Linked DNA regions of Mus musculus: region 2 is linked to region 1. Evidence: chromatin loops called from intact Hi-C (ENCODE). Cell type or tissue: gastrocnemius. All regions are shown on one strand. Each heading gives the region's core, and the rest is flanking DNA. Links, peaks and the distances in the headings are about the cores only.

What was found. A loop is a pair of places that touch in the nucleus more often than their neighbours do. Peaks named below come from ENCODE experiments on the same cell type or tissue, not always from the same donor. Only the 100,000 strongest peaks of a DNase experiment are listed, where the experiment ranks them.
Region 2: a loop joins it to region 1, with 2.9 times the contacts of the local background. A loop is called at or near these places in 16 of 42 quality-filtered maps.

The regions. Positions count from the first base shown.
Region 1 is chr12:33,007,244-33,012,618 of GRCm38, reverse strand. The region is part of intron 2 of Gm40874 (a long non-coding RNA gene); the gene reads right to left. Among named protein-coding and RNA genes, the nearest start is that of Gm40874, 14 kb to the right of the region's middle. In gastrocnemius, for the core only: a CTCF peak has its summit at 2,368 (motif pointing right); DNase peaks (open chromatin) are centred at 2,376, 3,578 and 3,842; H3K27ac peaks cover 934 bases.
Region 2 is chr12:32,949,666-32,955,040 of GRCm38, reverse strand. Sypl (synaptophysin-like protein) reads right to left here and starts at 855. Exons shown (of 5, transcript NM_198710.3): 1 at 682-855. The coding sequence starts at 750. 4933406C10Rik (RIKEN cDNA 4933406C10 gene) reads left to right here and starts at 1,252. Exons shown (of 6, transcript NR_044986.1): 1 at 1,252-1,536; 2 at 1,670-1,843. In gastrocnemius, for the core only: a CTCF peak has its summit at 2,403 (motif pointing left); DNase peaks (open chromatin) are centred at 1,035, 1,701 and 2,409; H3K4me3 peaks cover 2,112 bases; H3K27ac peaks cover 2,847 bases.

The DNA.
Region 1 (5,375 bases), core at 216-5,215:
GCACCATCAAAGAGACAAGGCAGTAGCCTACAGAATGGGAAAATATCTTAACCAACTCTACACCCAACAGAGGGCTGATATCCAAAATATATAGAAACTAGACATCAACAAAATAAATAACCCAATTTTAAAAAGTGGGGTACAGATCTAAACAGAATTTTCAACAGAGGATTCTTAAATGGCTGAGAAGCACTTAAAGAAATGTTCAACATCGTTCGGCTGCAGGGAAATGCAAATCAAATGACTCGGAAACTCCATTTTACACCCATCAGGATGGCCTAAGATCATGCTGGTGAGAATGTGGAGCAAGGGGCACACTCCTCCATTGCTGGTGGGAGTGCAAACTTGCTCATTCACTTTGGAAACCAATTTAGCATTTTCTCAGAAAATTGGGAACAGACCTACCTCAAGACACAGCTATATCACTCCTTGGCATATAGCCAAAGGATACTCCATCATCCCACAAGGACACTTGCTCAACTATGTTCCTAGCAGCTTTATTCGTAATAGTCAGAAACTGGAAACAACTTAGATGTCCCTCTCCTGAGGAATGGGTGAAGAAAATGGGGTATATTTATACAACGGAATATTACTCAGTCATTAAAAACAATGGCGTGAAATTTGAAGGTAAATGGATGGAACTAGAAACGATCATCCTGAGTGAGGTAACCCAGACCCAGAAAGACAAACAAGACAAACTTATAAGTGGATATTAGCCATAAAGGATAACCGTGCTACAATCCACAGACCCAAAGAAGCTAAGTAATAAGGAGGATCCAAGGGATGATTTGTGAATCTCACTGAGAAAGGGAAATAGAATTAAAATTGCCAGTGGATGGGGTTAGGGTTGGGGTGGGAACAGGAGGGGAAGGTATCAGGTAGGGAGATGGGAATCAAGTAGTGGGAGGATGGAGGGAGAGAGAACTAGGAGAGTCCGGGCTGGAGCAGGGGGTGGGGGGTGGGGGGTGGGGGTGGGGGGTGAGGGGTGGGGAGGCAGTCATCTCTGGAACACGCTTGAAACCTAAGGAAATGGAAATTCCCAGAAATCTATGAAGGTGACCCTAACTAAGGCTTCTAGCAATGCAAGATATGGAGATTATTTCAGGCCATCTCCTGTAACCAGGCAAGACAATGGAGGGATTGGAACACCAATGCAGGAACAAAACCTTTGACCTACAATTCGTCCTGCTTATAAGATGTGCTGGGGGTAAAGATGGAACAAAAAATGAGGTAATGGCCAACAATAACTAGTCCAGCTTGAGACCCATGCCACGAGAAGGAATTGTCTTAGTCAGGGTTTCTATTCCAACATAAAATATCATGACCAAGATGCAAGTTGGGGAGGAAAGGGTTTATTCAGCTTACACTTCTACATTGCTGTTCATCGCCAAAGGAAGTCAGGATTGGAACTCAAGCAGGTCAGGATACAGGAGCTGATGCAGAGGCCGTGAAGCAATGATGTTACTGGCTTGCTTCCTCTGGCTTGTTCAGCTTGCTTTTTTATAGAACCCAAGACTACCAGTCCAGAGATGGTCCCACCCACAAGGGGTCCCCCTCCTCTTGATCCCTAATTGAGAAAATGCCTTCCAGCTGGATCTCATGGAGACATTTCTCAACTGACGCTCCTTTCTCTGTGATAACTCCAGCTTGTGTCAGCAGAGAGGCTTTGCTCAGCAACCGATGGAAACAGAGGCAGAGACCCACAAGCAAGCATTAGGCAGAGCTTGGGGAATCCTAAGGAAGATGAGGAGGAAGGATTGAAGGAGTCAGAGGGGTCAAGGACACCACAAGAAACCCTACAGAATCAACTAACCTGGGCCCATAGAGGCTCATAGAGACTGAACCGCCAACCAGAGAGCACACATGAACTAGAAGGTCTTCACATGTGTAATAGTTGTGTAGCTTGGTCTTCATGTGGGACTCCTAACAGCAGAAACAGGAGCTATCTCTCATTGTGTTGCCTGCCTTTGGGTCCTTTCCTCCTACTGGGATGTCTTGTCTCTCCTCAATAGAGGAGGGACCTAGTCTTACTGACACTAGATATGCCAAAGCTGACTAACATCCATTTTCTGAAGAGAAATGGAGAAGGAATAGATAGGGGGTGGGGAAGACTGAGAGGAGAGGAAGGAGGGGAAACTGATGTCGGGATATAAAGTTAACTAATTGATTAATTAATTAAAATAAAAATGTTTTTATTGATTCATAATATGGCTGTACAAAATACACTTCTAAAAATAGCTTTGAAACTAGATCTCTAAGAAAAGAACAGCTGAAGCAACATCCCTGCTATGAGGACTGGGTTTGGGAAGTCACAGCAGGGAATGGTCGCATGGGCATGAGCCCCGTGAGGGTGCAATTTCAGGACTGAAGCAGAAGGTGGCACCATGACACCCTTCATGGGCATTATAGCCCACATATGCTGGAGGTGAGGACACATTTCCTCACTTCTGTAGTGTCTCTGTCAGGAAAACAGTCCAGCAGATCTGAAGCAAACCCCAAGAGTCAGAACTGGGAGAACTTTGGAAATGTCTTCTTCGTCTATGGTGTGGCCTTGTGGGGTCATAGTGCCTGTATCTCACCTCTAGGACTCTGGAACTCCCTACATTTGTCACACACACCTATTAGGGGAGCCGCCTAGCTTTCTCTACATGGGGCTTGTCTCCCTCCACCTACTAATGGTGAAGAACCTTCTGGCTCCAGCCAGTGCTCCCATTCTGATGGGTCTTGACTTTCCTCAGTAGCAGGCAGTCTAGGCCACATCCACATTACCAGAGAATGCAGCACACTACGGTACGCTTCAAGGAGAGAGTGCAGCCAGTACACACCCCCACACACTCTCCGCTGTCTCCAGCCTAAAGATGCCAACCATGCTTTTGGCATCTGTGATCTAGTTTGTGGTTTCCAAAGGCATCTAGCTGCACCCATGGAAGACACAGCTGTGTTTAATATGGTTCCCAAATTCATGGTTACCTTCCTCACTGGCAAGTTTCTACCCGCTGGGTCGTCTATAAAACCCTGCTGTGTAATTAGTTCACCGTACATCCAATTTATCTTAGAGTAGTAAGTCTAATAGAGTGGGGTGGGATGGGGTCTGTTAAATATTTTGACCTAAGTGGGAAAGTTTACATTTAACATGGCCAGAATCACTGCCTGTGTGGGGAGAGAGAAGCAGAGACCAGTGTGAGAAGTTTGGGGGTCACTAGGGGGAGGGAGAGACACAGGAAGCTGAGGTGGGCCATGATGCACACAGGAAGGTGAGAGTGTGAGGCTGGCCAAGTGGAACCAGAAAGGGACCAAGACTGGCTCCTTTGATGAGGGACAGTGCAGATTTATACTTGAATATCTTCTAAGTGAAAAAATAAAAATAAAACAACCTCAAAACAAAAGCCCATCCCCCAACAGCCCTTCTTGCTGTTGGTATTTGAAAATACTCATCAAATGCAACATTTGCCAATAAACTCCTTCAATCCCCCATACCCTGGCAGCTTCCCCAGCCCCACCCCTACTCTTGCCACACACACACACCTTCTTGCAGGATTTCTTACTGAAGACCTGGATTTAGAAGCTAAGCACCGCCCAGTGCCCAGCTCAGGTGTTCACACCTCAAGTGGTCCGCCCTCCACCCCTTCTTAGGCTCCTTAAATGCCAGACTGCCAGAGGAAAGAGACAAAAGTACAGGTTTCCTTTAAAGGCCTCCTGAGTTCTTTTCAGTTCAGTGCTTAAGTATGTCCCCCAGACCTGGCTCAAAGGCCAGAGAGCTGGCATATGTGTCAAATGTCTTCCAGCAGCCTTGACAGGCAGAACAGGAAAATCAGGCCAGGGCGGGTGTCTGCAAGCTATCCGGGGGCAGGGCTGGCACTGCTACCTCAGAACTGCCTAGTTTACACTGCTGCCCTGCTCTGGCCCCTTCCTGGGAGGTGGGTGTGGACCTGTTGGCTGGAGGGAGTGGGCTTCCGTTCTCTAAGCTGCTCCCCTTTCAAGCCCAGCTCCAACTGTGGCTCCTTTGTCCACAGTGTTCTGGGATGATCTCGGGCTGGAGATCTACCCTGGGAAGACACTGGCTAACACAGCGTTACAATGCCCTGCTTTGTGGTCTTAACAGGAGGGTTTGTCATGAGCTAGGAGATTGGTCCCTGGCAGATCCTGGCATGTGGGGAACAGCTGTGTGACAGCCACTATTTTCAGAGGACATTCTATCTGATGCAGCAGCTGGGCTTTGAGATCTCCAAGATGGCTGCCTCCTCCTCCCCATGGGTGCCTCTGGCCTTCCATTCATTGGCACCTTGTGTGCAGAGCCCCAGTTGGGGTTGTTCAGGGTGGTTGCTTGGAGGTGTGGCTTGAAGCTAGACTATAGTGGGAACTTATTCCAGTTTACAGGAACAGGGTCCCCAAGGTCCTCCTAGCACCAGGAGCAGCAACATGGTATGTTTGGGGTCTGCTTATCTCTGTCTTGGAACACTAACTATCAGCAGCAGCCCTGTGGGTGGGACATTTATTCAGAGAAAATGAAATTAAGTGCTTCTTTGCTTGTGGGGTTGGAAGTTTCTTCCCTCTTCATGTAATTTTAATTAACTGACAATTTTCACAGATATAATAACACATTTCCATCATATTCAGCACTCCTATTACTTTCTTCCTGCTTCATGTTTGTGTGTGTGAGAGAGGGGGGGCAGAGACACAGAGAGACAGACAGAGACACAGAGAGAGAGAGAGACCCACTGAATGAGAGGGTCTTTAACAAAGGGTGGACAACTAACCAGCAGCTACACCACTGAGGAAAATGTCTCTGCTCCTCAGGAGACCACATGCACTCCTCACGGGTCCTGGCCAGAATATTGATGGGTGAGTTTTGCTCGGAGTTCATGCAGGTGAGCACGAACTTTATGAGTGTAGCAGCCATGCCATGCCTGATAAATGTCACCCCACAGTGCTTTTCCCCAGCCTCCAGCTCTTATTCATTCTGCCTCCTCTAGGTCCTAAGTTTACTTTTTAAGGATTATTTTATGTTTAATTGTGTGTACGTGTTGGTGATATATGTATACCTGTGAGTTGAGCGCCCTTGGAGCCTAGAATCATCAGATCCCCTAGAACTGGAGTTTTCAGTGATTATGAACTGAAGTGAATGCTGAGAACTGAGTTGGGGTCCTCTGCAAGACCAAGAGGGATGTCTCCAACCATTGGAATTTCTTAAAACACACACACACCATAGATCACAACTCAAGCCATGTGTGGTGACATGTTAATCCCAGCCCTCAGGAGGCAGAAGCAGGCAGAGCTCTGTGAGTCTGAGGACAGCCTGGTCTTCGGAATGAATTCCAGACCAGTCATGGCTACATAGTAAGACCCCCCATCTCAATAAAACAAAAACAAAACAA
Region 2 (5,375 bases), core at 155-5,154, 58 kb after region 1:
TATCGGCTACGAAACACTACCTGACTGCACACGGGGCAAATAAATGCCAAGTGCTTACATTAACTCTTCAAGTCAGCACCCAACTATAGTGGGCCGCTAAGTTTGAAGGAAAATCGCAGAGCTTGATAAACTAGCTGCACGTGACAAGGTCTAACTTGTAAGTCTCCTTTGATGTTAATGATTGCTTGGCAGGAAAGGGCAGAAAGCTGACTTTCCAAGCAGGATGTTGCTATAAACAATCTCGACGTCCAGGCCAGGCGTTAAATGGGCCGACAATTTAATGCGTCGGGGCAAGGGCTTTGCCTCGGCTTCTCTGACACACACTATTTTTAACAGGAGCCCATACCCGCCGCCAGCGAAGGGCGCAACCCAGGTCTAGCCTCGCCCGCGGAAGCCGCGGGCCTCCGGGCGGTCGGTATCAGTTGGACCGCAGCAGGAAATCCTGTCTTCCTTTGCGGATGGCAGTGGAGCCTGAGAAAAAAAAGCGAGCGAGCTTCCACGCCTCCGCGGCTAGGGGCGGCCGGGAGAAGCCGCCCACACCGGCGACTCGACTCGACGCCGGCCGCCATCTCCGCCCCGCGGCCTTCGAGCGTGGGGGACTCCCTCACGACCGCGTCCCCGCCTCCCGGCAAGGCGCCCCGCGCTGGACCGGGCGAGGTCGGCGTCGCAAGCTGCACTCACCCACTCGAGGATCTTGATGAAGCCGAGCGGCTCCTTGAGCGGGTTGAGGTTGATCTGGAAGGCGGACATCCTCTGAGGGAAAGGAGGGAAGAGAGTCAGGACGCGGGGCGGAGGAGGGGAGCGGCGAGACCGGAGCGACTCCGCGGCGAGAGCGGGAGGCGGAGCCGGCGGGGCTGGGGGCGGGGCCGGAGGGGTGGGGACGAAGGGGCATCGGGGCGGGACGGCCTGGCCTTTAAGGCGGGGCCGGGCGGCCGTTGAGTCCGCGCCCAGGAGACAGAGAGGGCGAGCCGAGACCAGGCCGAGGAGGGACTGGGAAGGGCTGGCTCCTCCCCCGGCCGCACCTGACTCAGCCGGCTGAACCGCTGACGAACCATGTTGGCTTTGGAAGCCATGCGTGTGCCGCGCCCCCTTCCCCAAAGCCTAGCTCTGTCTCTAACGCGCACGCGCGCTCCCTAGGCCCCAGACTCTTTTCCGGCCTTTGCGAGCGCGCGACGGGGGTGGGTGGGGTCGGGGGACAGCTGCGCCTGCGCAGCACGGCCCTCCACCTCGGTGGCGTTCTGGTTGCTATGCCCTTTTGTGGCTGTGACTGCCCGCCCTCACAACGGCCCGTTTTCTTCCCAGTGCTCTGAACTTTTGGGCAAATGTGTCAAGTGTGTACACAGACAAAGCCTCACTTCAAAGCTCGTGTTCAGGGCCCTTAAAGTCATAGTTATTGCAAAACTGCGGCCGTCTGGCGAACCTGCCTTATGTAAGGGTGCTTGAACGTATGATTCACCAAACATTTCCGCAGACATCGCAAAGTTGTTGGAGCCAGAGTAGGAGAAAGACCACCCATTTGAGATCATGGCTTGACAGGTCTCACAGGACAACTCATCTCTCCACCTCTATCCCCGTTTGGCGAGGCCTGTATTTCGTGCCGTTTTTTTTTGGGGGGGGGCGGGGGAGTGGGGGGGGGTCAAGTTAACTCATCTTTCATGATTTGTCTTAGGGAACACTCCCTCCTGCCACCAGAATGGGACCAATCTAGACATCTCTTCTCTGGCTTCCTTGTGCCTGGCCTTTTTTGGAGGGTTGGGATAGTGGCCTGTCTTCATGCATGGTGAGATAACACCAACATCGAAGGAAGATCTTTGCCACAGAGGATCCTAGTTCCAGCTCCCAGGTACTTATTTATATTTCCTAAATGTCAGTGGAGTATTCCATTAGAACTGACCACTACCCATGAACAGTTACTACCAAGCTAACACTTCCTCCTTCCTTCACTCTTATTTCCGTGTATTCCACTCAGCATTTCTCTTTAAGTCTTAAAAAAAAAAAGTTATTTTCTGCTGAGACCTGTTGGATAGGAACCCACAAGTAAATCACTTAGCTGTGCTTCAAAGGAAAAAGTATTCAAAGTAGAATTATACAAAATAGCCAAAAATATATTCAATGTAATTTCAAAATGAAATAGATGCTAACAGGATGGGATAATGCTCATCTTGCAACTTTATAGAGCTGAGAGGTCTGAAACAATTTGTACTCCCATGGTTTGTTCCTGTAGTCCTGTCACCAGGCAGCTGGCTGAGGTTTGCTTGACTGCACAGTTGGATAGGAATTGTGGGAAGGATAGGCAGGGGAAGCAAGTGAGGAGCTGGTCTCTTGTAGCCTTCATTTCTGTCAGGCAGCAGTGAGTGGTGGCTGAATCCCGACAGAAGCAGCAGCAAGTGGCACCCTCTAGTGTTGCAGCCCTCATAACTCAACCTTACAAATGTTCCGGTTTGTAAGTCTAGAACACTGGGGTTCCTCAACCCTTGGCAGCTCTTGGCCCAGGATGAGACCTTTGGCCCTGAAGGCTTAACAGCTATCTGGAGCTCTTGTGGTGCCAGGGCCTGCCCTTGCTCTTCTCTGGCTGATTATAAGGTTTTATCCGTTAGTCTTGGCTCTCTACCTCAGCTGCTAGGACTGTTCACTTCTGCCGCCTTAGACACAGGGTACCTGCTACTTCTGTGTGTGCCATTTTGCCGCCACTGCTTTCCAGTCTCTGCTGCTTTCTGTTCTGTGTCATCTTATCCTGCACTACTAAAAGTAGGCAAGACCACCTAAGAGCAGTTGTGTGTGTGTGTGTGTGTGGGGGGGGGGGGGTAAGGCTGCAATACCAGAGGAGCTTACAACACCAGAGTATCCTGACTCAGCACACTGAGTGAGCCTGAACGTCCTCTGATGTAGCCTAAGGACTATACCTACCAACACTGGACAAGCACAACTGTTTGTTTTAAATAAATTATACCCAACACTCTGAGCTAATCACAGATTTGTCTCTTAACGCTAGACCCCCTGTACTCACTGATAAGTGGATATTAGCCCAGAAACTTAGTATACCCGAGATATAAGATACAATTTGCTAAACACATGAAACTCAAGAAGAATGAAGACTGAAGTGAGGACACTATGCCCCTCCTCAGAATTGGGAACAAAACACCCATGGAAGGAGTTACAGAGACAAAGTTTGGAGCTGAGACGAAAGGATGGACTATCTAGAGACTGCCATATCCAGGGATCCAGCCCATAATCAGCTTCCAAACGCTGACACCATTGCATACACTAGCAAGATTTTATCGAAAGGACCCAGATGTAGCTGTCTCTTGTGAGACTATGCCGGGGCCTAGCAAACACAGAAGTGGATGCTCACAGTCAGCTATTGGATGGATCACAGGGCCCCCAATGGAGGAGCTAGAGAAAGTACCCAAGGCGCTAAAGGGATCTGCAGCCCTATAGGTGGAACAACATTATGAACTAACCAGTACCCCGGAGCTCTTGACTCTAGCTGCATATGTATCAAAAGATGGCCTAGTCGGCCATCACTGGAAAGAGAGGCCCATTGGACACGCAAACTTTATATGCCCCAGTACAGGGGAACGCCAGGGCCAAAAAGGGGGAGTGGGTGGGTAGGGGAGTGGTGGGGGGGGTGTGGGGGACTTTTGGGATAGCATTGGAAATGTAATTGAGGAAAATACGTAATAAAAAAAAAACACTAGACCCCCAAAGGAAGGGTTCCATGTCAGGTCACTGTGGGAATGATTCCAGGGTCATCTAGAGTGGGCATTGAGGAAGCAAAAAAAACTTAGATAAACTTTTTCAAACAGCTCTGGATGGCACTGTGCCTTTAAGAAGCAGAGCAGTCAGCTACAGTTTTTGCATAATTATCTCAGGGTGTCCATGAGATGTCCAAGATATTTGTTATTAAGCACATAGTTATTGTGCTCAAGGTAGCCAAATTGCTCCATTCTCAATGTCTATGCTAATTTGTAGGGAAATGAGCATCAAAAGGAACATTTAAAATAATAGTCTTAACGCACTTATTAGTACAGGTAGTGCCCCAGGGACAAATGTATTCCAAGATCTGCCTTAGTTCCAGCTATTCAGTAGACTGAGGAAAGAGGATCATTACAAATAGTTTTTTCTTTTCTTTAGTGGAGTCCAGGAATTGAAGTTGGTCCAGCCTGGGTGATATAATCTCAACCTGTTTCTTGTTTTATTTTTTCTTTTGAGATAGGATCTCACTCTGTAGCCTTGGTTGGCCTTAAATTCACAGATGTCCACTTGCCTCTGCCTCCCTCCCGAGTGCTGGGATTAAGGCATTTCTCAGGGTGGTGGTGGTGGTGGGGGTGGTGGTGGTGGTGGTGGTGGTGGCTTTCTCTGTCTATTATTGTAGTCTCAGGAATTACGATAGGCTGGATTCTTAACCTGTGAGGTATGCATTATATTGTCTCTCTTTTACTTTTTGACTCCTTTCTCTCCTACTTGTTCAAACCCACCAGTGGAAGGTCTTATTACAGCTTCCCAGGAAATCTGCCAGACTTGAATTTTAAGAGGGTCCCTTCATTGGCCCTGAGCCATTGTTTTTTCAATACAGAGACCACTTAGTGTGGTCTGAGCCACATCGGGTCACTTGTCAGGATTCATTTATAAGATCTGAATGGAACCACAGGAAGCATGAAACCTTAGTCACATGTGACGTAGCACTGCTGCCTGAGAAGGAGGTAAGAGTGGATGGCAGAGCCAGGGGTGTCTGCAAGAGTGTCACACTCCCATAACAGTAGCATTTCATTGAAAACATAACTGTTCAAACTCTGGGAAGACTGTTCAAGATGACGGTGAACCATGCCTACAACTGTGGTCATTTCCTCAACTCTGAGGAAAGGCCTGTGGAGACCGGACAGACGAGGGTGTCAAACATGAGATCCCCTGAAACTGGAGTCATAGTTGGCTGTGAGCTGCCATATGAATGCTAATACCCACCTAGGTCCCCTGCAAGAGCAGGCAGAATGCTTAGCTGCCAGCTCATTGTTCCAGTCCTCTTCTTATTTCTTTTATGAGGGCAATTACAGAAATAATGCTTGTAATGCCAAATTGCCCTATCTGAAGTCGTGTGTAGATCTGTATAGATGCTAAATAATTTGTCACTATTTCACTCTCTATTTGCCCCTTACAGAACATTTGCTGGACTATGGCACTGGGATTTAGAGATGGATGTTCAGAGGCCAGGAAGGATGCTCTATTGAGACAAAAATCATATCACTGAGTAGCTATAAATATGCTTTGCTTTGCTTGGTGGGAATATAAGATTTCTGGCACCTTACTGGCAAAATAAGTCTTTGTAATTAATTCCCAACTAAATGTTTTCTTTCTTTTTCCTGAAAATTAGTTTTGAA